2 separate regions of the Homo sapiens genome follow, and region 2 is linked to region 1. A link is a loop called in an ENCODE intact Hi-C map of the cell type or tissue named here. Cell type or tissue: pancreas. All regions are shown on one strand. Each heading gives the region's core, and the rest is flanking DNA. Links, peaks and the distances in the headings are about the cores only. Region 1 has its middle 11 kb from the start of SNORD14A. Region 2 overlaps PLEKHA7 (pleckstrin homology domain containing A7).

The links. Peaks named below come from ENCODE experiments on the same cell type or tissue, not always from the same donor. Only the 100,000 strongest peaks of a DNase experiment are listed, where the experiment ranks them.
Region 2: a loop joins it to region 1, with 2.7 times the contacts of the local background. A loop is called at or near these places in 14 of 110 quality-filtered maps.

Annotation. Positions count from the first base shown.
Region 1 is chr11:17,057,705-17,070,398 of GRCh38, forward strand. No RefSeq gene overlaps it. Among named protein-coding and RNA genes, the nearest start is that of SNORD14A, 11 kb to the right of the region's middle. In pancreas, for the core only: a CTCF peak has its summit at 5,908 (motif pointing left); a DNase peak (open chromatin) is centred at 5,917.
Region 2 is chr11:16,797,823-16,810,516 of GRCh38, forward strand. It overlaps PLEKHA7 (pleckstrin homology domain containing A7), which reads right to left. Exons shown (of 27, transcript NM_001329630.2): 14 at 5,405-5,473; 15 at 5,150-5,230; 16 at 3,846-3,995; 17 at 3,152-3,253. Among named protein-coding and RNA genes, the nearest start is that of C11orf58, 66 kb to the left of the region's middle. RefSeq lists an enhancer at 4,328-5,527. In pancreas, for the core only: no CTCF peak of the experiment used is centred there; no DNase peak of the experiment used is centred there; H3K27ac peaks cover 759 bases.

The DNA of each region.
Region 1 (12,694 bases), core at 1,446-9,445:
AGGATATTACGAATAATATACCAAGGTGTACGCACTTTGTATGGTAGGAGTGACATCCCCCTGGGATACTACGAATCATAGCACAGAAAGTACACCCCCTGTGACAATAGGAGTAACTTCCCCTTAGGATATTACAAATAATATCACAAGGTGTACATGCATTGTGACATGAGTAATAATATCCAGCTAGTACACTGTGAATAATATCACAGGGTGTACATATTTGTGACAGTAGGAGTAACATCCCTCTAGAATATTATGAATAATATCACAGGGTGTACACACCCTGTGACTTTAAGAGAATTATCCCCCTGGTTTATTACAAATAATGTCACAGGGTGTTAACCCGCTGTGACAATAGGAGTAATCTACTTCTAGGATATGATGAATAATATCACAGTGTGTACACCCACTGTGATATTGAGTCATTTTTCCAAAAATATTACAAATAATATCACAGGGTGTACACCCATAGTGTACACCTACTGTAATAATAAAAGTTACACCTCCCTAGGATATTGTGAATAATATCACAGGGTATATGCCCTGTGTGTACACCCACTGTGATTTTTCAAGTAATATCTCCCTAGGATATTACGAATAATATCAAAGGGTGTACCCCATCTGTGACATTAAATGTAACATCCCTTTAGGATATTCCGAATATCACAGGGTGTTACATCCCCTGTGACATTGGGAGTAGCATCCCCATAGGATATTCCAAATAATATCACAGGGTGTACACCCCATGTGACATTAAGAGTTACATCTTCCTAGGATATTACAAATAACATCACAGGGTGTACACCTCCTATGATTTTAAAAGTACCCACTTAGAATATTACAAATAATATCACAGCATGTACACCCCTGTGACATTGGCAGTAACATCCCCCCAGTATATTACAAATAATATCAAAAGGTGTACACACATTGTGACATTAGTAGTAGTATACCGCTAGTATGTTGTGAATAATTATATCAGGGTGTAGACACCTGTTACATTAGGAGTAACATCCCCCTAGAATATTACCAATGATATCACAGGGTGTGCACCCTTTGCGACTTTAGAAGTATCATCCCCCTAGAATATTAACGAGTAATATCACCCCCATCTCCCACAATGGATATTACGAACCATATCACAGGGGGGTGGACACCCCCCACAATATGGCGAGTAATATCACCCTACTCTCCCCGCCTAGATATTACGAACCACTTCCCCTGTAAAGACACACATAGACTTAAAATAATGGGATGAAAAGATATATTTCATGTCAGTGGAAACCAAAAAAGAGCAGGAGTAGCTATACTTGTATCATACAAAATAGATTTGAAGACAAAAACTATAAGACAAAGAGGCCCAGGCGCAGTGGCTCACGCCTGTAATCCTAGCACTTTGGGAGGCCGAGGTGGGTGGATCACCTGAGGTCAGGAGTTCGATACCAGCCTGGCCAACATGGTGAAACCCCAACTCTATTAAAAATATCAAAATTAGCCAGGTGTGGTGGTGCGTGCCTATAATCCCAGCTACTTGGGAGGCTGAGGCAGGAGAATCACTGGAACCCGGGGGGCAGAGGTTGCAGTCAGCCGAGATCATGCCACTGCACTCCAGTCTGAGTGAAACAGCCAAACTCCATCCCAAAAAAAACCAAACGAAACAAAAGACAAAGAAGGACTCTATGTAATGATAAAGAGGTCAATTCAGCAAGAGGATACAACAATTTAAAATATATATGCACATAATACTGGAACACCCAGATATGCAAAGCAGACATTATTAGAGCTGAAGAGAGAGATAGGCTCCAATACAATAATAGTTGGAGATTTCAACACCCCTCTTTCAGATTTGGACAGATCTTCCAGACAGAAAATCAAGAAAGAAACATCAGACTTAATCTGCACTATACACCTAATGGATCTAACAGATATTTACAAAACATTTTGCCCAATGACTGCAGGATACACATTCTTTTCCTCAGCACATGGATCATTCTCAAGGATAGGCCATATGTTAGGTCACAAAACAAGTCTTAAAACATTGAAAAAAAAATTGGCTGGGCACAGTGGCTCACACGTATAATCCCAGCACTTTGGGAAGCTGAGGTGGGCGGATTACTTGAGGTCAGGCGTTCGAGACCAGCCTGGCCAACATGGTGAAACCCCATCTCTACAAAAATACAAAAATTAGCCAGGTGTGGTGGTGTGGATCTGTAATCCCAGCTGCTTGGGAGGCTGAGGTAGGATAATAGCTTGAACCCAGGAGGCAGAGCTTGCAGTGAGCCGAGATTTTGCCACTGCACTCCAGCCTGGGTGACAGAGCAACACCCTGTCTCAAAAAAAAAAAAAAAAAAAAAAAATTGAAATAATATCAAGCATATTCTCTGACCACAATGGAATAAAAATAGAAATTAATAGCAAGAATAGTTTTGGACACTATACAAATACACAGAAATTAAACAATGTTTCAGATGTCTTGGAGCACTGAAAAAAAAAAAAAAAAAAAAAAGAAACAACATTCTCTTGAATGTGCCAGTAGGTCAAAGAAGAAATTAAGAAGGAAACTTAAAATTTCCTTGAAACAAATGATAATGGAAACACAAGATACCGAAACAATACTAAGAGGGAAGTTTACAGCTATAAGTGCCTACGTTAAAAAAAAAAAAAAAAAAAAAAACACCTAATGCATCTTAAAGAACTAGAAAAGCAAGAGCAAACCAAATGCAAAATTAGTAGAAGAAAAGAAATAATGAAGATCAGAGCAGAAATAAATGAAATTGAAATAAAGAAAACAATACAAAAGATCAATGAAACAAAAAGTTGGTTGTTTGAAAAGTTAAACAAAATTGACAACACTTTAGCCAGACTAAGAAAAAAAAGAGAGAAGGGGCAGGCATGGTGGCTCATGCCTATAATCCCAGCACTTTGGGGGACTGAGGTGGGTGGATCATTTGAGGTCAGGAGTTCAAGACCAACCTGGCCAACATGGTAAAAACCCATCTCTACTAAAAGTGCGAAAATTAGCTAGGTGTGGTGGCACACGCATGTAGTCCCAGCCACTCAAGTGGCTGAGGCACAAGAATTGCTTGAACCTGGAAGGTAGAGGTTGCAGTGAGCCAAGATCACGCCACTGCACTCCAGCCTGGGCAACAGGGTGAGAGTCTGTCTCAAAAAAATAAAAAATAAAAAAGAGAGACTCAGATAAATAAAATCAGAAATGAAAAAGGAGACATTATAACTGATACTGAAGAAATTCAAAGGATCATTAGTGGCTACTACGAGCAAGTATATGCCAATAAATTGGAAAATCTAGAATAAATGGACAAATTCCTAGACAGATACAACCCACCAAGATTGAACCAGGAAGAAATCCAAAATCTGACAGATCAGTAACAGATAACAAGTTGAAAGCTGTAATAAAAAGTCTCCCAGCAAAGAAAAGCCCAGAACCTGATCCCTACCCTGCTGAATTTTACCAAGCATTTAAAGAAAAACTAATACCAATTCTACTCAAAGTATTCCAAAAAATAGTAAGAGGGGGGAATACTTCCAATCTCATTCTATGAGGCTAGTATGACCCTGATACCAAAACAAGACAAAGACACATCAAAAAAATAAAACTACAAGCTAGTACCTCTTATGAATATTAATGCAAAGATCCTCAAAAAACACAAGCAAATTCAGCAATATATTAGAAAGATCATTCATCATGACCAAGTGGGATTTGTCCCTGGGATGCAAGGATGGTTCAACATATGCAAATCAATTAATGTGATATATCATATCAACAGAATGAAGAATAAAAACAGTATGATCACTTCAATTGATGCTGAAACAGCATTTGATAAAATTTAACATCCCTTCAAGATAAAAACCCTCAAAAAAACTGGAATAGAAGGAATATACCTTAATATAATAAAAGCCCTATGTGACAGACAGCTAATATCATACTGAAAGCCTTTCCTCTAAGAACACAATGAGGATGCCCACTTTCATCACTGTTACTCAACATAGTACTGGAAGTCCTAGCTAGAGCAGTCAGACAAGAGAAAGAAATAATGGGCATCCAAATTGAAATGGAAGAAGTCAAATTATCCTTATTTATAGATGATATAATCTTATATTTCAAAAAAACCTAAAGACTCCACAAAAAACCTATTAGAAGTGATAAAAATTCAATAAATTTGCAAGATATAAAATCGACATACAAAAATTAGTAGCATTTCTACATGCCAACAATGAACAATCGGAAAAAGAAATTAAAATGTAATGCCATTTACAATAGCCACAAATAAAATTAAATACCTAGGAATTAACCAAAGAAGTTAAAGATCTCTATAATGAATATCATAAAACACTGATGAAAGAAACTAAAAAGGACACCAAAAAAATGGAAAAATATTCCACGTTCATGGATTGGAAGAATCAGTATTATTAAAATGTCCATACTACCCAAAGCAATCTACAGATTCAATGCAATCCCTATCTGAACCCTCTCCTCAGTGAGTGATTGTGTGAGTCCAGGCAGTGCTTCTCAAACTTTAATGGGCATCAGAATTCCCTACAGTTTGTTAAAATACAGATTCCCTTCCCTTGATTGTGTGGTTCTGTATGAGGCCTGAGATTCTGTTTTTCTTGTTTGTTTGTTTGTTTGTTTGTTTTTGAGACAGGGTCTCACTCTGTCGCTAAAGCTGGAGTGCAGTGACACGATCACGGCCCACTGCAGCCTCCATCTCCCAGGCTCAAACTATCCTCCTGCCTCAACCTCCCGAGTAGCTGGGACTACAGGTGTGCACCACCATGCCCAGCTAAGAGATTCTGCATGTTTAATAAGTTATATTCCCACCAGGTGATTCCGTTGAAGGAAGTTCCAGACTACACTTTGAAAAATGCTGCTCTAAGAGAATATGTGTCTGGAAGTTCTGAGAGACATGGAAGGGAGCAGGTGACCCGAGGTACATGTGTATAACATTTCTTTCTTTTTTTGTGTGTGAGATGGAGTCTCGCACTGTCACCCGGGCTGGAGTGCAATGGTGCAATCTCGGCTCACTGCAACCTCCGGCTCCTGGGTTCAAGCAATTCTCCTGCCTCAGCCTCCCGAGTAGCTGGGATTACAGGTGCCCGCCACCAAGCCCGGCTAATTTTTTATATTTTTAGTAGATATGGGGTTTCACTATGTTGGCCAGGCTGGTCTTAAACTCCTGACCTCGTGATCTGCCTGCCTCGGCCTCCCAAAGTGCTGGGATTATACGTGTGAGCCACTGTGCCCGGCCAACATGTGTATAACATTTCTAGAAAAATATGCAAAAAAACATTGTTAGCTTCTGAAAAGGAGGCTAGAAGTTCTGGTGTACGGGTAAGACCTGTTTTATATTTTAAAAAACTTTAATATTTTTTTCACCTTAAGCATGTACTACTTTCTTAGTTTAGAAACATTTAGCACATTGCCCAACAAAGAGTAGGTGCTCAGTAAGTAAAAGTTATTTTCTTTTTTGTCCTCTACCCAAACATTTGCTGCCCTTTCTCTTCCTCATTTCCTCCCCACCAGCAGTATTCCCATTCATGTCTTTGATTAATAAATATCAATGGAATACATATCATGTGCTAGGCACTGTTCTAACAGTATAGCTGCATACACACAACAGACACAGTTCTTGCCTGCAAGGAGCTTACATTCTAGTGCTCTCTTGTCCCCACCTTGGCACATTTTGATTCATGAATTCCTGCCTCCTTAGCTTTGTACAGGCCATGCCCTCACACAAACCTAAAGTACCCTTTCCAACTCCCCTCCTTCAGAACAGTACCTAAATTCTCCCTGAAGCTTTCCCTGAACCCCAGTGACATCCCCATGGGAGGCTTGATGGGAGCTCTGGACCAGGCTTCTGCTGCCCTCTGGTGGGGCTTCCTGGTGGCTCAAGGGCCAGTGCCCTGGGGACCTCTACTCTAGGGCCTGCCTCTCTCCACCTGGCATCTACGCAGTCTTGGGTGGGCCAGGCCCAGGGGATCTGTGTACCCAGAGTACACTGACTTCCCTGGACCTGGCTCAGACGTATGATCTGTGTGTCCCTAACTCTGAGCCAGACTGTCCCTAAAGGCCACAGTCTTTGTAGAGGCAATGCGGTATGGGACAGTAAGTAGTGCCACTGCCCGGGGGTGCTGGTAGTTGGGGAGGGAGGGAGGGTAGGGAAGTGGGGGAGGAGACACCAGGTAAAATAGCTTTAACAGAATTATCTTTTATTTCTTCCTTTTTTTTTTTTTTTTTTTTGAGACAGAGTCTCTCTCTGTTGTCCAGGCTAGAGTGCAGTGGTGTGATCTCAGCTCACTGCAACTTTCACCTCTTGGGTTCAAGCGATTCTCCTGCCTCAGCCTCCCAAGTAGCTAGGATTACAGGCATGAGCCACCAGGCCTGACTAATTTTTGTATATTTAGTAGAGACAGGGTCTCACCATGTCCCTGTGCCCAGGCTGGTCTTGAACTCCTGACCTCAAATGATCCACCTGCCTTGGCCTCCCAAAGTCCTGGGATTACAGGCATAAGCCACTGCACCTGGCCTTATCCTTTCTTTTATTCTTTGTTTTTATCTTGTGCCAAAAGCAACTGATACTCTTACAGAAACGTCAGAAAATAGAAACATGCAAAAGAATGATTCAAACAAATCCCATAATCCCACCTAGAGACAATTTCTTTTCACACCTGGAGCAAGAACAAAGAGGAAAGGGCAACTAGGCCAGGAGCCAGGAGGCCTGGACTCTAGTCCTTGTCATCCCTCCCACTGTGTGACCCTGAGCAAGTCCCTTCTTGGAGTCTAACTCACCCATACACAAAATGAGGACTGAATTAAGTACCTACTTGGTTTACTCTTCTGTGATTCTAAGTCAGGGGTCCCAATCCTAGATGCCTTTTAAAAATACAGATGTCTGGTTCCCCACTCCCAACCCACTCCCCATCCTAGCAGATTTCTGCTTTCCCAGACAGAGCTCAGGAATCTCTATCTATCTATCTATCTATCTATCTATCTATCTATCTACCTACCTACCTACCTACCTACCTACCTACCTATGTATCCATCTCTTCTTCTTCCCTTTCTGGAGTAAAGGAATCAATTTTTAAAAAATATTTTTTAGTGACCGGGTGCAGTGGCTCATGCCTGTAATCCCAGTACTTTGAGAGGCCGAGGTGGGTGGATCACCTGAGGTCAGGAATTCAAGACCAGCCTGGGCAACATACATAGTGAAACCCCCTCTCTACTAAAAATGCAAAAATTAGCTGGGCATGGCGACATGTGCCTGTAATCCCAGCTAATTGGGAGGTTGAGGCATAAGAATCGCTTGAACCCGGGAGGCAGAGGTTGCAGTGAGCCAAGATTGTGCCATTGCATTCCAGCCTGGGCCACAGAGCAAGACTCCGTCTCAAAAAAAAACCAAAACTGTTTTTACTTTTCAGAGACAGAGTCTTGCTCTGTGGTCCAGGCTAGAGTGTAGTAGTGATCTTCCTGCAGCTTTGATCTCCCAGGCTTAAGCAATCCTCCCATCTCAGCCTCCTGAGTAGCTGGGACTATAGGCATGTGCCACCATGAGTAATTTTTTTTTTTTTCCCCCTGAGATGGAGTCTTGCTCTGTCACCCAGGCTGGAGTGCAATGGTGCAATCCCAGCTCACTGCAACCTCCGCCTCCTGAGTTCAAGCAATTCTCCTGCCTCAGCCTCCCAAGTACCTGGGATTACAAGTGCCCGCCACCATACCTGGCTAATTTTTTTGTATTTTTAGTGGAGATGGGGTTTCACCACATTGGCCAGGCAGGTCTTGAACTCCTTACCTCGTGATCCGCCCACCTCGGCCTCCCAAAGTGCTGGGATTACAGGTATGCGCCACCGCACCTGGCCTAATTTTTTTATTTTTTGTTGAGACAGAGTCTTACTATTTTGCCCAAGCTAGTCTCACACTCCTGAACTCAAACGATCCTCCCACTTCAGCCTCCCAAAGTGCTGGGATTACAGGCATGAAGGAATCAGTATTTTAGGATGGGCACGGTGGCTCATACCTGTAATCCCGGCACTTTGGGAGGCCAAGGCTGGCGGATCACTTGAGACCAGGAGTTTCAGACTAGCTTGGCCAACATGATGAAACCCCCTCTCTACTAAAAACACAAAAATTAGCCAGGCATGGTGGCATTCACCTGTAGTCCCAGCTACTCAGGAGGCTGAGGCAGGAGAATTGCTTGAACCCAGAATGGGGAGACTGCAGTGAGCCGAGATTGCACCACTGCATTCTAGCCTGGGCAACAGAGCGAGACTCTGTCTCAAAAAAATAAATAAATAAATAAATCAGTATTTTAGGCCAGGAGCAGTGGCTCACACCTGTAATCCCAACACTTTGGGAGGCTGAGGCAGCAGGATCACCTGAGGTCAGGAGTTCGAGACTAGCCTGGCCAACATGGTGAAACCCCATCTCTACTAAAAATAGAAAAATTAGCCGGGTGTGGTGGTGGGTGCCTGTAGTCCCAGATACTCGGGAGGCTAAGGCACGAGAATCACTTGAACCCAGGAGGCAGAGGTTGCAGTGAGCTAATGCCACTGCACTCCAGCCTGGGCAACAGAGTGAGACTCGGTCTCAAAAGGAAAAGAAATCACTATTTTTAAAAGTCTTCTGGGAGTATCCCAGTGAATGCCTCCTGGTCAAGAAGCATTGGTGGATATCTTTCTAGATATTTGTATGTTTGTGCATAATTTTTTTTAACAAAACTGGAATTATTGTATATATGTTAATATATTGAGGTACATTTCATACCTTAATTTAAGCAGCCCACTAATCAGTTAGGCAGTTCCAATTTTGTACTATTACAAATATTGAAAAAACAGTAAAAGTGGGCTAAAAAACAAATTACAAATAATTAGGGAAAACCCCTGAAAAGTTCAGGAAAAGGACAAAAATGCTTAAAAACTTAAAGCATTGAAAATTGCTTGATAAAGCATGAGAATGACCAACATTATATATATTTAAAAAAACAACAACTGGGAAATACTCATTTTCAATCAAATCATTGTTTCAATCAAAATGTTGTATTCACCAGAATGCTTTCAGAAAAATTGCTTTCAGTCCAATCATATGCTTCTGTGGGAGGCAGCCAGCAAGAGCTTCCTTCCAGCTCCCACGAAGTCCTTGGAAAAGGTTTGGGATCCCCACTGCCAGCAGTTCTAACTGGGAAATAAACATCAGACCAACCGCTGTGCATGTACCCAGCAAGGATCTGCTGATTATCTTATGTGCCAGGCTCTGTGCTGGGCACTGGGAATATGAGGCAACCAAGACAGTTTCTGCCATCCTCCCCAACAGGGGCTCACAGTCCAGTCTGGTAGGGCAGACAGACACATCCACAGGTAATTCCAGTACAGGCTGAGATGAGATGAGAGCAGGGAGGCATGGCAAATGGGGAAAGGCAAGTGAAAGCTTCTGCCCTGTCCCTCCAGCAGCCGTAGGACCATAGAAACACAGCCTCTTTCTCCTCAACAAAATGTTCTCCTTACTTTTGCTATGAAACAAATTACCCCAAAAACCTAGTGGTTTAAAACAATCATTTGATTATGCTCAAGGATTCTGTAGGTCAAGAATTCAGGGCTAGGTGCAGTGGCTCATGCCTGTAATCCCAGCATTTTGCGAGGCCAAGGCAGGATAACTGCTTGACCCCGGGAGTTTGAGACCAGCCTGGGCAACATAGGGAGACCCCTGTCTCTATGAAAGAAAAAAAAAAGAATTCAGATAGGGTACTACAGGAATGGCTTCTCTACTCCAGAATGTCTGTAGTCTCAGCTGGGAAGATTGAGTGGCTGGGGCGACTCAAAGGCTCTGGAGGCAGGTATCATGTGGAGGTATCTTCACTCAGGAGCCTGGTGGTTAGCGCCGGCTGTCACATGGGACCTCCACCATGGCTGTTTTCCAGAGCACCCACACATGGCCGAGGCTTCCTCACAGCATGGAGGCCTCGGGGTGGGCCTGCACAGCAGCTCAGGATCCCAGACATGAGTGTCCCAGGCAACAAGGCATTTTCTGCCCTGGTCTCGGAATTCCTCAGGTGTCACTTCAGCTGAATTCTATTGTTACAGCCAGCCACAGCCTGCCATGTTGATAGGGAGAGGAATTAGACACCACATCTTGACTGGAGAGCAGTAAGGTTCAAGAAGACAAGTGGGACAGATTTTGTTGTGGTCATTTTTTTTTTTTTTTTTCCAGAGACAGGGTCCCTCTGTCCCAATCATAGCTCACTGCAGCCTCAAACTCTTGGGTTCAAGCAATCCTCTCACCTTGGCCTTCCAAGTTCTGGAAAAAAAAAAATCTAGCTAGCTTTTTTATTTTTTGTAGAGATGTGAGTCTCACTATGTTGCCCAGGCTGATCTCAAACTCCTAGCCTCAAGAGGTCCTCCTGCCTTGGCCTCCCAAGGTGCTGGGATTACAGGCATGAGCCACTGAATCTGGCCTGTTGTGGTCATACAGTCTACCACACCCGAGGTGGACCCAGGCACACCATTTACTGCCAGGAGGGCAGGCCTGAGAGGGGCCCAGCTGGGTGCAATGGAGGTAAGATGGGAAAGAAGCTGGACTCTTCTATCCTTAGGCAATTTCATGTGACCATGGCTTCACTTTCTGCTCCTCCATGATGACTTTTTTTTTTCTTTTTCTTTATTTTTTTTAAGACCGAGTCTCACACTGTTGCTCAGGCTGGAGTGCAGTGGCACAATCTCCGCTCACTGCAACCTCCACCTCCCGGGTTCAAGCAAGTCTTGTGCCTCAGCCTTCTGAGGAGTTGGGATTACAGGCACACGCCACCACGCCTGGCTAATTTTTGTATTTTTAGTAGAGATAGGGTTCCACCATGTTGGCCAGGCTGGTCTTGAACTCCTGACTTCAAGTGATCTGCCCACCTCGGCCTCCCAAAGTGCTGGGATGACAGGAGGGAGCGCCACCCAGCCTCCCTTATGACTTTTCCATCTCACCAGTGTGTCAAATTGTCTGCCTACTTTACCTTTTGTGCCTCAGTTTCTTCTGAATAATGGAGAGGCTAATACTATCTACCTCATAGAGTGACCATGAGGACTAAATGAGACAATATGGTAGTTCCCCAATGTCCGCAGAGCGTATGTCCCAAGGCCCCAGGGGTTGCCCGAAACTGTGGACAGTACAAAATCTTTTATATGCTATTTTTTTCTACACATATATACCTATGATAAGGTTTAATTTATAAATTAGGCACAGTAAGAAATTAGCAACAACTAATAATAAAATAGAACAATTATAACAATATACTGTAATAAAAGTTATTTTAAATTTATGAATTATTTCTAGAATTTTCCATTTTATATTTTCAGCCCACTATTGACCATGGATAAAGGAAACCATGAAAAAGGGGGGAAACTACCATACTTACAAAATACTCACTGCAAGGCCGGGCGCAGTGGCTCATGCCTGTAATCCCAACACTTTGGGAGGCCGAGGCGGGCAGATCACCTGCAGTCAGGAGTTCAAGACCAGCCTGACCAACATGGCGAAACCCCGTCTCTACTAAAAATACAAAAATTAGCCAGGCATGGTGGCAGGCATCTGTAATCCCAGCTATTCGACAGGCTGAGGCAGGAGAATCACTTGAACCTGGGAGGTGGAGGTTACAGTGAGCTGAGATCATGCCACTGCACTCCATCCTGGGGGATAGAGCAAGACTCTACCTCCAAAAAAAAAACGGAACAAGGATGAACTCTGAACTCTGAGCAGTGGTGCACTGGGGCTGGTTTGTATGGGCTCACAAGAGCCAACTCTCAAGCTTTCAGGAATGCTGCAAGCCAGTTAAACACAGGCATTAAAAATCATATAAACTCGCAGATAAAGTATATTCAAAACAAGTATAGTAAATCCTCAGAACTCACCACTTTCTAATTATTTCACACCATTTCACTATTATCCATGGTCTCCAAGTCATTTATGTCTGTTATATCTGCAGAGGAGAGATACAATGTAATGGTCTGCTCCTGAGCATCTCATACCAACCCCTGGTTGTAACATCCCATTAGTAACTTGAAATCGGCCATGGTGGGAGTTCCAGAAAGTCTAATGTACAAATAATGAGTTTTGCAAAGAGAACATAGAAAATAGTGGGGAAGGAAATTATTAAAGGAATAATTCAAGAAAATTTCCTAGAACTGCAAGACAATTTTCAGACTGAAATAGTTCACTGAGTTCCTTGCAAAACATGAAAAAAATAAAAGCCAAGGTATTTTTGCAAATTTCAGAAGATCAAGCACTAATAAGATGATCCTGAAAGCATCCAGTCAAAAAAGAAAAAAACAAACCACCAAGTTACAAAGGAGTAGGAATCAGCATAACATCTGACTTCTCGGCAATAGCATTTGGTTTTTGTTTTTAAAGCTATAAACAATAAGCGATGCTAAAAACGTTTAAGGAAAATTATTTCCGGCCAGGCACGGTGGCTTATGCCTGTAATCACAGCACTTTGGGAGGCCGAGGCGGGCGGATCACTTGAGGTCAGGAGTTTGAGATCAGCCTGGCCAACATGGTGAAACCATCTCTACTAAAAATACAAAAAATTAGCCAGGAGTGATGGTGGGCACCTGTAATCCCACCTACTGGGAGGCAGAGGCAGGAGAATCACTTGAACCTGGGAGGTGGAGGTTGCAGTGAGCCGAGATCGTG
Region 2 (12,694 bases), core at 2,443-10,442, 260 kb before region 1:
AAGCTCCCCTGTCAGCCACTTTCTTGCCCCCCTGATGCCTTTCTGTCACCCCCACATGTGAGAAAAGAACAGAGAGCAGAGAATAAAAAAGGCTGGAGAGTCCCTATCCTTCTCCAACGGTGATGGAATTTTGGGCCTTCATAATGAGGGGAGGGGAATTTTGGGGGAAATGAGGGGGTGGAGTTTCATTCCTGCCTCCTCCCACCACACTGGGTAGAAAGGCTCCTATGTGCTGCTTTCAGCAAAGCCTTGAACTCACTGTTTTAGCCTTGACTGAAAAGGCTATTTTCCTGCAGCCAAACCTGACTACAGGGAGGCGAATTTCTAAGCCCTGTTACTGAGAATCTGCACATGGGGCTGCAAGTGCATCTGCAGTGCTGATGATTTTTCTAGGGCTCTAACAGCCTGCCTGGCCTAGAATGACACCAAAGAAGCTAGCACAGTGCCTGCTCAAAGCAGGGCTTTGTTAGCTTCCCAGGTTACTGTGCCACTTAGGGAAAGTGTGAGCAGTGCCACAGGCAAGGTGGAAATCAAGATGCAGGCTCCAGGCTGGCCTATCTGAGAGTAAGTCATGGGGCTGAGTTCTCCAGGGCGTCTGTGACAAAGACCTGTCACAGTGTATCTATTTGCTTTTGGGAGGGAAGGGGGAAAAAAAAAAGGATTCTAGGCCTGCTATATGTTAAATCACCATGACATAAGGCACAGTAAAGACACAAATGGCCAATAATCATACGAATAGATATTTAACCTGCTAATAACTAAATAAAAGCAAATTAAAGCAAGATGCCATTTAGTAGACTAGTAAAACTAAAAAGATCAATTACAAGTGCTGACAAGGATGTGAGCAAATAGGTCCAGTACTTTCATTTGCTGTGGGTAGGAAGATAAACAGGTGCAGCCCTTTAGAAGGTGGTTTGGCATATCCATCAACTTTTAAGATGTATACTCATTCCAACCCCAGCAAGTCCACTCCTAGGAGCCTATCTTACACAGATACTTGTAAACAATGTGAAAAGGCAGTTACACAAATCCTTATCACACCACCATTTATAAAAGCAAAACGCTGAAAATAATTAAATGCTATCAGAAGAGGAATGGCTAAATAAAGTAGAAAACACCCAGACTATGAAATAGTATGTAACAGTCAAGAAAAACAAGTTTAATTTCCTTAGACTGGCGCTGCCCAATACACCTTTCTGAGATGATAGAAACCTATAATCCCTGCTGTCCAAGACAGTAGCCGATAGCTGCATGTGGGTATGGAGCACTTGAATGAGTCTGGTGTAAATGAGGAATACATTTTGAATTTCAGTTACTTTTAATTAATTTATATTTTATTGGGCAGCATAAATTTTGGATTAACTGTCCTGGAAAGATTTCCACGATATCAGGTTATGACAAAAAAAGTGAGTTGCCAAATAATGTGTAAGTGTGATCCTCTTCAAGTAAGCCTTTTACCTGCTCCCATTCCTGAATAAATCATATGATTCTATGCATGTGCATATTTTTGAAAATGCATAGAAAATGGTCTAGAAGGCAATGCCACCAATAGATAGCACTGATGACACATAGGGAGGGTGATGGGAGGGGCAGAAAGGGAGAGGGGGAAGAGGAACTTTTATATCATTTTTTGTTTTTGCTTCTTACTGTTTTGGTCTTTTCAAAGACACGTATTCATGTACCATTTGTGTAATTACAGGAACAAAGAATGAAAAGCTTAAAAAAATTACTGCTAAAAATAAAGCAAAAAAAAATTACTGCTAAAAAAATTCAGATCACTGAAGTCCAAGAAAATAGGTATAACCTGGGCAGTTTTATAAACTCATAACCAGAAATAATTGAAGGACTTTGTCAACAACATTCACCTAGTATTTTCAAGTCATTACGGTAAATGCTGCGGCTACAAAAAAGAGTAGTGAAATGTTAGCCAGTGTGGATGAAGAGAAATTATGGGAGGAAAACGACCCCAACAGCAGCAGGAGATAGACAAGTGCTGGGGAGAGTCTTGTAGACCAGCCCTGAGCCACAGGCGAGGGTCTCCTCCACGTGGTCCTAGGCAGGGCTCTCTGGGAACCATCTCTGCATGAATAGAGGGACAGCAGGGCCCTTGGAAAAGCCTCAGGGCCCACACACCTACACCCTACTCCAGAATTTCCTTCAACTTTCTGGGGTGAGGCTAATGTCTGGAGAGTCAACATACTCATTAAATCACTTAAACAAAGAGCCTTGGTTAGAACTATCTTATCAGTTAGCAAGCCCAGCACCAAAAGTGGCCCAGCAAGGTGCCTCATACACAAGAAGCCTCAATTAATGCTTGCTGAATTCAAACACACTTATTATGTCAGGGCCCTGAAAGGAGAAGATATAGATCTTAAGTCAGGGGAGAAAAAAACAGGTTATTTTCCACTTAAAAAATTGTGAGGGTGGGGTGGAAACCTGGTTAAGCACCACAGTGGGGGAACACTGGGCAATTTGGAACCCAATTTGGAAGAAGAAAAACCACACAGGGCCTTTCACTGTCTCACTTCTGGGGGACAGAGGCAGCTATCAATAGGGTGGCCTGATTTTTTAAGGGTGAAGTGGCAGGGCTCTAAGGCCAACTTTCCTGAGTGGTATAGGGGTCACAGAGATGGGCATCACCCAGCCTGGCCTCCAGAAATGCAGATGACTGCCTGGAGACCAGAGTGCCTCAAAGGACAGAATTCACACTGTCTCCCTCTGGTAGAGGTGTGATAACATCTATCTCCAGGAATCAGAGGAGGGAAGGGGTGGGCACTTCCTGCTGCTGTCTAAGTGATGAGCTAGCAGCCTAAGATGGGGCCAAGAACTACAGGAACATGGATCACTCTGTGATTACTGATGACACCAAATGATCAGAAGTAAAGCCCTTTCTAAAACACCCAAGAGCTTGTCTTTGAGAGCAGCAAGGCAAGGGGAATGGGGTGAAGCTTCTCATCACAGCCTGGCTTGGGGAAGGGATCCTCAAGGGAGAGCTTGGGGTGGCTCCTTTACAGGGGTGGAGCATCTGGGGCTGAGGGGGAGAAGGACTCTGAGCAGTGCTCACAACCCCCACAGGTGAAGTCTCTTGGAAAAACAAAAAACAAAAAACAAAAAACAAGAGCTCAGAAGAGATGGACAGGTATCAGGTCACCTGGAAAAAAAAGGCTCTTCTGTGTTGCTCCTGCAGGGTCTGCTTCAGCTGTTCCACATCATTCTCCAACTTCAGGTATTCGTTCCAAGCATTTTCCATCTCCTGTTGGCCAAGACAATGCTTCCGGTTCTTAGTTATCCCCTGCCCCCTTGGAAGGCCTCACGAACACCTGTACTCCTGACCATGCTGACCCAGCCAGGGGAAGAGGGAAGGAGACCGGGCAGGCCTGGTGGGAGAGAGAGAGGAGCAGGAAAGAGCGTGGCATCCTCTCATTTGTGCTCTGACCCTGGTCACCTGCACTGTTCACTCTTCCACCCTCAGGATGCTTTGATTCTCAGCCCTGGCCTGTACCACAACAGACTGAAAAGTGAAAAAGCAGATTCTGACAACTTGGAATTAACTGCACACAGATCAGGGGAACAGCCTTGCAGGCAGCTCTGAAGAATCTGGCCCACTGGGTGTCACTGGCCTTCAAGAGTCGCTGTGGTAAGCAGCCTAAGGCACACGTGCAGGCAGACATGTCACCCCCAGACAAGGTTATCTACTGTCAGGTGGCAGTTCTGCTACTGGAGAAGCTCTGCTATTTCAGGACTCTTGCCTCTGGACACCAACTCAACTACATCTTGGGAGGGGAGAAAAGCAGCCCCTTGCTCAGCCCGTCCTGAGGGAGACAGGTCTGCCACCCTCTACGCACAGTGGACTCTCTGGAGAGCTCAGCTCGGATATGGACAAGGTCCTCCTGCAGCAACTTCTGCTGGTAGGCAATCTTCTCCAAGTGCTGGGGCTGGTCTCGGTACTGCTCCATCTGTCTGTGCAACACCTCCAGCACAGATTCTAGCTGGTCCTGCACCACGAAGGGCCAAAAAACAGCAGGATAGGAGGACAGTCCCCAGAGGCCTCCCCATACCACACCAGGAACCAAAGCTACTGGACCTAACCAAGGCCGAAGGGATCAGCGCTGAGATGTGGGCCCACAGTCGGGGCTCTGATGCCAGCTCTGACTCTGTCTAGGGAGTAGGCTGGGGAAAGTACCTAACAGCTCTGTGCCTCAATTTTGTCATCTATAAACTAGGGATACAGCTGTCTAACTCCTTATGGGATAAACTAAGAGAATAAACTAAGCTAAGAGGATAAATCAAAGAATTAAAAAAACAAAAAACAAAAACCTCTTTAGCCTCCTAGGGAAAAGAGTATATTGTCAACCTCCAGCATCACGAATTTAAAATGCAAAAGGAAAAAAATACTTTAAGAATAGAAAAGGCCAAATGTTGGTGGCCCCTGGCCCATTCCGGCACTCCCATCCAGACTTGCTGCCTCCATAGCCCAGATCCTAGGAGACAAGGAGCTTTAGGAAGCAAAGGCCTCTGCCCTGTAATGACTACAGCCACTTCCTCCAAAGGAACCCTGCTTCCCTGGGGTTCAGGGACCTGGGGTCATCACATATAAGCCAGTGGAGCTCCTCTCCCAGGCTCACCTCACAGGGCCTCCACGGAGAGGTAAGCCAAAGCAGAATGGGGGCAGGAGGGTCTCTATAAGATAGAAACCCCTAAGAAACACCATTTAAACACAAAGGCTTTTTTTTTTTTCCTCCTGAGACGAAGTCTTCCTCTGTTGCCTAGGCTGGAATACAGTGGCGTGATCTCGGCTCACTGCAACCTCTGCCTCCCGGGTTCAAGCAATTCTTCTGCCTCAGCCTCCTGAGTAGCTGGGATTACAGGTGCCCACCACCATGCCCAGCTAATTTTTGTATTTTTAGTGGAGACAGGGTTTCACCATGTTGGTCAGGCTGGTCTCGAACTCCTGACCTCATGATCCACCTGCCTTGGCCTTCCAAAGTGCTGAGATTACAGGCATGAGCCACCGCACCTGGTGCATTTTTTTTTAAATAAGCTAACATCTGCTCTTCAATACTAACATGAGGGTCCAGCCTATGTCTCAAGAAAGACAGGACAAAATGTCCCTCTGCCCATTCCAAGATTATTCAAAACTGACACGTACTTTGTTCTCTTTAAGGGCTCGTATCTTGTCTTCCAAGTCCTGGAGGACCCTGTCTTGTTCACAGAAGATGCTCAGTTTGACCTAAAAGCAAGAACAGGTGGAGAGGGCCTGGGGTGATGAGAAAAGGACATGACCTTGGGATTGCAATCAGACAGCCTTTGGCTACAGAACCATCCAAGCCCTGCCTGAAGCTGTTCACCCGGGGTCTGGGTCAGGAGGCAGCTGAGGGGTCAGCGTGTCACTCTGCTCACTCACGTCAGTGTCGCTCTCAGCGATCTTCACAGGCTTCAGACTTCGATCCTTGAGAAGGTCCCGGCCTGTCATCTGGGAGGCGAACAATTTAAAAGAGATTTAACCATGGTGTTTGAGATCAGAACTCAGGAAAGAAAATTCATCCTATAATGGATGGTGTGGAAGTCCTTGGCAGTGGCAGGTAGGGTCATAGTATGAGAGGGACAAAAACTTGGGCCATACTTCGCTATTTCTATGCCTATTTCATTTTAGGAAAAAACCAAAACCTTTTGATGATTCTAGTAATGCTGGTAAGTCCTTTGAGTTAAAGAAAATGTAGATGTTCAAGTTAAAGGATCATCAATTTTAAAAGTATATATTTGCCTAAAATGAATGTGAAAAATCAGCATGAATCTTGGAAGATTTGCCACCGATAAGACAGAGGTGTACTACTGAACGTGGGAACAAACACAAGTTACGAAGCCCATCACCCCCTGCCCAGGGTGGTGAGATGGGCAGACCCAGAGGAACAAACAAATCCCTTGACCATTGTCAAGCCTTAGTTTAATGAAGTCTCTGAGCAGCCCACTTCCCCGTGGGTAAGGCCAGCCTTCCTTACCCTTTACCATTTGGGAAGAAGACCTGGCCAAGGTAAAAAGGAACCTGGCTAGTTCCCAGCAAGGGTTTTTAATTGTTCCCTGAATAACTGAGGCTAGGCTGTACTTGTGTAAGTTACAAGAAAGGAAACCATAAAGCAATATACAAAAGTCACCCAAACTTGCGGGCCAATGGGATTTTACATTTCCCATCCCTCACTTGACTCAAAGTAGGCAATATGCTGCCTGTCTCTCACTGACTCCTGAGAATCTAAATCTTACTTATCCCATTTTTCCATTTCCCCCAATTTCTTTCTTGCCAAAAGTCATGCAGGGGCTGAGGGGAGTGACTTTCACAGATGCACCCTCCCATGGCCAAGATAAGGCCAGGGAGAACCAAGTCTATTTTGCCTAATGTAGGGGAAACCACCTCACTGAGCTCTATTTTGCAGATCTGACCAGGAAAATGGAGGGTGGAGCTAACAGTGGCAGAGACAGGTGGTGTGTGTGTGCTATGCAGAGAGGTCCCAATGTGGACCGATAGCTGCTGGAGAGAGAGGTGTAGATTTCTCCCCATTCTATCTGTAAGGTCCAGGAAGTTTGTCAGTGTGGATTGGGGGTGGAAATAAATTGGCAAACATTCCACTCAGTGCTCAAGCCCTTCATGTGCCCAACTGTCCTATGCTACCTCTCCCTGCAAACTGTCATGAGCAAATCCAAAGGTCAAGGGAGAGGACCTCTCCCTGCCTTGGAGTGAGGACTGATTCTGGGCTACACACATGCCCCACCCATTCCCACGATCCCTTTGGTCACACAGAAGAGGACGGAACCATTGTTTTATCTTGGTAAAGTCAGCCCTGAACAGAAGACCTGGCACAAACTCAGCAAATGCTTATTGAATTGCATTGCATGTAGGTCAAAGGGAAACACATGTAGGTCAGTGTTGTTGAGTTCCCGGAAAAAATAGAACTCCAGCCAAATTCTGCTCTTCAGACTGTCAGATTATGTGTACATACACGTATACACACAGTTGCAGAACACAAGACTGCAACAATCCACAAACAAACAGACTGTGCTGTCTCCTGCAATGCGGGGGGGGCGGTGCAGGGAGGTGTGGGGAGGTGGGCATGAAGTTAATCCTGGTGAATCACAAACAGCTGAACTTCTCAGGCAGAATGTGGGTTTTAAACTCAGGGGAACCCAGGAGAAAAAGCAGGTGAAAGCAGTGAAGTCTTCGCTCTATGCCATCGTCCTTTCATCAAAGCCAAGAACAAGGAGGTTGTCTATTCTCCAAACCGGCTGACCTTTGGGGCTCATTTTCTAGGTAGAAATCATTTTCAAATGGAGATACACTCTGGGGATTCTTTCCCCCAGCAAAACTCTTCCCCTTATTTCACTGAAGCTTTTTACAGAGGATGTCTTTTTGATACTTAAATAACAAGCCAGAAAATCTAATTGAGCAATGCCTCATTTATCCAGCACCATCAGGAAAAGAATGAGATATTTTATATAAAAAGGACATTTTGAGAAGAAGCTGAATCCTCTAAATTATACTTTTTGATGGAAAGCTTTCTAAAAGTATGCCCTTTGCTGCCTTCATGGAATACTGAATATACATTCAACCTTTTTTTTCTCTCTCTCAGGATATTAGTACTACCTCTTTTTCTAAGAAGTAGATTTCTCTTGTCCCTTTTTAAAGTGCTGCTTATCTTGCCAGGCACGGTGGCTCACACCTGTAATCCCAGCACTTTGGGAGGCCAAGGCGGGTGAATTATGAGGTCAGGAGTTCAAGATCAGTCTGGCCAACATGGTGAAACCCCATCTCTACTAAAAATACAAAAATTAGCCAGGCACAGTGCCGCGCACCTGTAGTCCCAGCTACTCGGGAGGTTGAGGCAGGAGAATCTCTTGAACCTGGGAGGCAGAGGTTGCAGTGAGTTGAGATTGCGCCACTGCACTCCAGCCTGGGTGACAGAGCGAGACTCCATGTCAAAAAAAAAAAAAAAAAACAAAAACAAAAACAAAAAAAACTGCTGCTTACTAGGTGTTGTAGGTTAGGAATTCAAAGGACTATAAGCTCGACTGACACGAGGTACTTACATCTCTTCTCTCCCTTTAACTGGGGGTGATGCCCTTCAGGGTGCTCTTTCCACACGTTGCATCTGCTGCTACTACAGCACCCAGCACATTAGAGTACAATGTTCCGTTTGCTCATTTGTCTCTCCTCACTAGAGAGTAACCTAATTAGGGGTGACTGTGGAGATGGATGCCTTTCCTCTGTATCCTCAAAGCCCAGCCAGGGCCTAGCATATTGAAGAAATTCGGGCAATGTTTGCTCAGTGAGTTCATGAATGTATCAAAGTAATGTGAGCTGACTCTGTCTCCTATGGACGAAAGGTCACAGGCTTTAGAGCATGGGCTTGATGAGAGCTGTTTCTACAGCTCAGAGGACCGTTAAGCTTCTGAATGTAGCTCTGCTCCAGACAGCCGAGGCTGCTAAGAAATATTATATCCACGTGTAGCGTATTACATCTAATTTTCCTTTTAAAAGTGTGTTTGTTATAGCCATGTTCAAATACACTTAAAACATCAACTCTGGGTCCCCCCAGCATCTCTGTCATCAGAAAAAGTAAAAGTCTGTGGGTGCTCATCCATTTGAAAGAGTCTCTCCATCAGAGGGGAATCAAAGGCCACCCAGGCATCTTCCCTCCCCTCCACCACATCCCAACCCACTTTCTCAGGGCTCACGATGGTTGGACACAACACCTGCTTCTCGATCTGCATCCTCCCCTGGAATGCTGTGAGAGCTGGCCACATTGCAGTCCCTACTTCTGCATCAATCAAAGAGGGTATGGGCAGGGGGTGGCATTTTATTCTAGTCCAGCTCCAGGCTGTTATCCAAATACCAACTGCCTGCCCCCAAAAAGTGCCACCTTAATCTCAGGGCCACCGTGGCATCTGAGGATACCCTGGCTCTTGGAAGATGACCAATAACTGCTGTTCCCTCCCAAGAAACTCATGCTCAACTCTGTCTGGGTGAGCCCTCGCCATGGAGGCAGACACGTGATGATGGAAACACAACACAAGCTGGTGGCAAGCCAGGCAAGCTCCCCCACCCTTGGCAGCACAAAACATGGAGTCACAGAAAACTGCAGATGAGAGGCTCAGCCTGGTGCATCAGCCAAAATGCTGAAGAGAGCTTCAGTTGAAAGAAAATAAACCAAAATGACTTGCGGGAAGCCTGGGGCGGTCAGGAGAGCAACTGGTTAAGCAAGTGATGAAGTCGGCACCGAGCCAGAAGCAATGGAATGACCCCGCTTGGAGACACGGATCAGATCATCTTACGCTTCTCCTGGGCCGACAGCCCCGTGCTGACTTCTTCAGCACTTTGTAAAGCACGTTGATCAAAGGTTCATTATTTTTAATCTGTTCCAAACAAAAAGGCAGATACAACAAAACGTAACAGGTGAGACATCAAATGACACTTGAAGCAGCCAGAATTTGGGGAACTGGCAAAGGGAAAACTTTAAGGAGGCTGTGTGCTATGCAATTCAAACAACCAGGCCTGAATCTTGGTGATGCTACTTCCATGGGACCGTGGATGCTCCTCCCATGGGCCATGGGACCTTCCCAGACTGCAGCTCTCTCCTTTTTATAAAATGTTATATGCTGTCTGAAGGGACTTTTGCACAGGCTGGTTTTTGTGGGAGTGCAATTTCAGTGTTCATTTCCTTCCTGGTTCTGCGGCAGAAGGCAAGGAGGAACATGATAGAAGGGAACTTGCTTCTTCTTTTGTCCTCCCTCATCACATTCTGTAAGATACTAGTTTAGAGTCGTGCCATGCATTCATCTCACCCCCACTCAACCTTAAGTTCCACCAGAACTGTGGTGCATCTACATGATTATGTCTTACCCATGGTCCCAAATGCTTATAGCTCCTTTTTGGCAACATTGTCCTCATTACCTAGGACAGTGGATCTCAGCCCTTGCTGAACACTGGAATCACTGGGGGAGCTTTAAAAAGTACCGATGCCTGAGTTCCACCCCAAGTGATTCTGATATAATTGGTCTGGGATGGGGCCTGGGCATTGGGATTCTTAAACACTCTCCTGAGTGATTCGAATATGCAGCCAGGATTGAGAAGCACTGCCCTAAAACAGGGGCTCTCAAACTTTAGCATGCATCAGAATCAGCCAGAGGGCAAATACACAGATTTGCTGGGCCCCATCCCTGGAGGTTCTTGTGGTGCAGATCTGGGGTGGGACCCAAGATTTTGCGTTTCTAATGAATTCCCAGATACTGACACTTTCGGTCTGAGGATCACATTTTGAGAGCCGCTACTTCAAAACCATGTTTCTCAATGCTGGATGTGCATTAAAAACACCTAAGGAGTTTGTTTGTTTTAATTAAGTAGTAATACCTGAATATTACCAATTAAATCACAGTCTCTAAGGGGTAGGACCCAGACATTTATATTCATTTTTAAAACTCCCCAACAGTTCTCGTTCATAGCCAGGGTTAATAATTTCTTCTCCAGAACAATAGACCTCAAACCCTAGTGTGCACAAGAATCACCCCAGAGCTTGACAAAAATGCAGAATTCTGGGCAGCAGAGTGTCCAATTCAATAGAACCCTCCAGGTCTGTGCTTTTATCAAGCTCCCAGGTGATTCTGAAGTATGCGGCATCCCCAATTACAACTTTAAAAACTGTCCCAGAAGCTGATTTTGGAAACAGCCTGAACAGAAAAGTCCTGATCTCAGGTTCAAACAGTCAGGAAGAGTCCAGATTCCAGTAACCCCGAAGCCACTGACGGCACATCCCTCACTGAAGACAAAAGCCTTTTTGGGGCTGACTGCAACCTTTTCTATCTACAAAGGCTCCACGAGTGACAGCAGGTACCCTCATCTTCCTGGCTGTGCTTCACCGCAGCATAAAGACAACTTAAAGTGTCAACAACAGTGAACCCCACACCCCACCCTTCTGACTCAGCTAAGGTATAGGGTTCTGAAGAGCAGAACTTCAATGCCAAGAATACAATTCAACGAACACGACTTTAGAGTGGGCAAAGCGTGTGATGCATGGACGAAAGAAGGCAGGTGTGAAGTCAGTTGCTGCGTACATGTCCCAGCAGTGTAACTTTGCAGAAGTTACTTTATTTCTCTGACACCTGGGTTCCTGGTTATAAAAAAGGGATAATAATTCATATTGCTCAAGTTGCTGAGAGGATTCAATGAGATAAATGAACATCAAGTGCCCAAATACTGCCAAGGCAGGAACAGATGCTTAATCAATGTGAGTCCTTTTCACCCTGGCACCATCAAGTAAAATGCCAGCAAAGTAAACATTTCCAAAAAAGCACACTAATGTAAGTGGGTCCCAAGAGCAGAGTGTCCCGTTGTATGATTACTTGGCACCCCAGCAGGAACGCTCACTTCAGGAAGGTAAAGCTTCTCAACGTGGGCCCACAAGCACCCCTGATTCTGGAAGCTGAGCATCAGCTGATTGGGGGGCAGGGGAAGATGGGCTCTGGATCCTTAAGTCCTTGGCCTCTCGAACAGGGACATGGGGGACACCAAGTCAACGTGGCACATGGAGGGGAGAGGTCAGCAGATCAGATGCCAAGCAGGGAGACTCCTCTCCAGAGAGGCTTATATCCTTACCTCACCCCCCTCCAAGGAACCAGGGGGGACCTCTCATAAGCAGCTGGTCCCAGAGGGGCTGTGCTTATCTCCATTTCCATGCCCAGAATGGTCTACAGGCCTATTCAACCATGTCCAGAGAGACCCCTGACTCAGGGACATTTTGTCCAGCATGTCATAGAATCTAAGGACCAATAAGCCTTGGGGTTTTCCTAATCCAACCATTCATCCCACTCAGTTTCATTGAGCCTCAGTTGTACCCTAGTGACGGGAAGTCCACCACCACCTGAGGTGGCCCTTTTAGAAAAGTCTTTCTTCTACTAAGCTGCAACCTATCTACTTGTAGCTGCCATCCACGTGTCTTAATTCCTCCTTAGGGCCACAGAAAACACATGGAGACATACCAGAGTTTTACAGGCTGTCTCTATGCCTCTCCTGAATCGCCCCTAACTCCTTCAATCATTCCGCACTGTAGCTGTACCAGCTGCTGTTGTGCTTCCTTTCTCCACCCAGTGTGTCCCATTAGGGAACTCCTCACTGCATGGAATACTGAGTAGGGAAGAAGTGAATCTGGGCTTGCAGGCAGCCACCTTCCCTGCCCGTGTGGAGGCAGCCCTTGTTCCACAGGAAAGAAGAAGTCTGACACACACGGAAAGTAGAAGAGTGACAATGTGGCTGAGCCCCGGGAATGGGGCCCCTGGCTACACGAATTAGTATATTCCCTTTTCGACTTAGCATGTTGCTTTGGGTTTTAGATACTTACAAACAAAAGCATCCCACCTAACACACCCAGTGGTTCTGCAAGCCGTCAATACCTCTCCCCTGATTCCAGCCCTTCCTTCATCTGGATCTTGAAGTGGGACTCTCATCTTGGAACCCTAAACCCAAGCTGAGTCTGAGCAGGGCAGAGCAGGCCTACTGCCTCCTGATCTGGGCCTGCCCCTCTGAGGGAAGCCGGGGGGTGCCAGCCTTTCTGGCAGCCATGTCAGACTGATGACACACACTTGGCACAAAACCCAGCTTGTTTCTCGCATGTGGCTGCTGGTGAGCCAAGCCTCTTCCAGGCTGCTGGTGCAG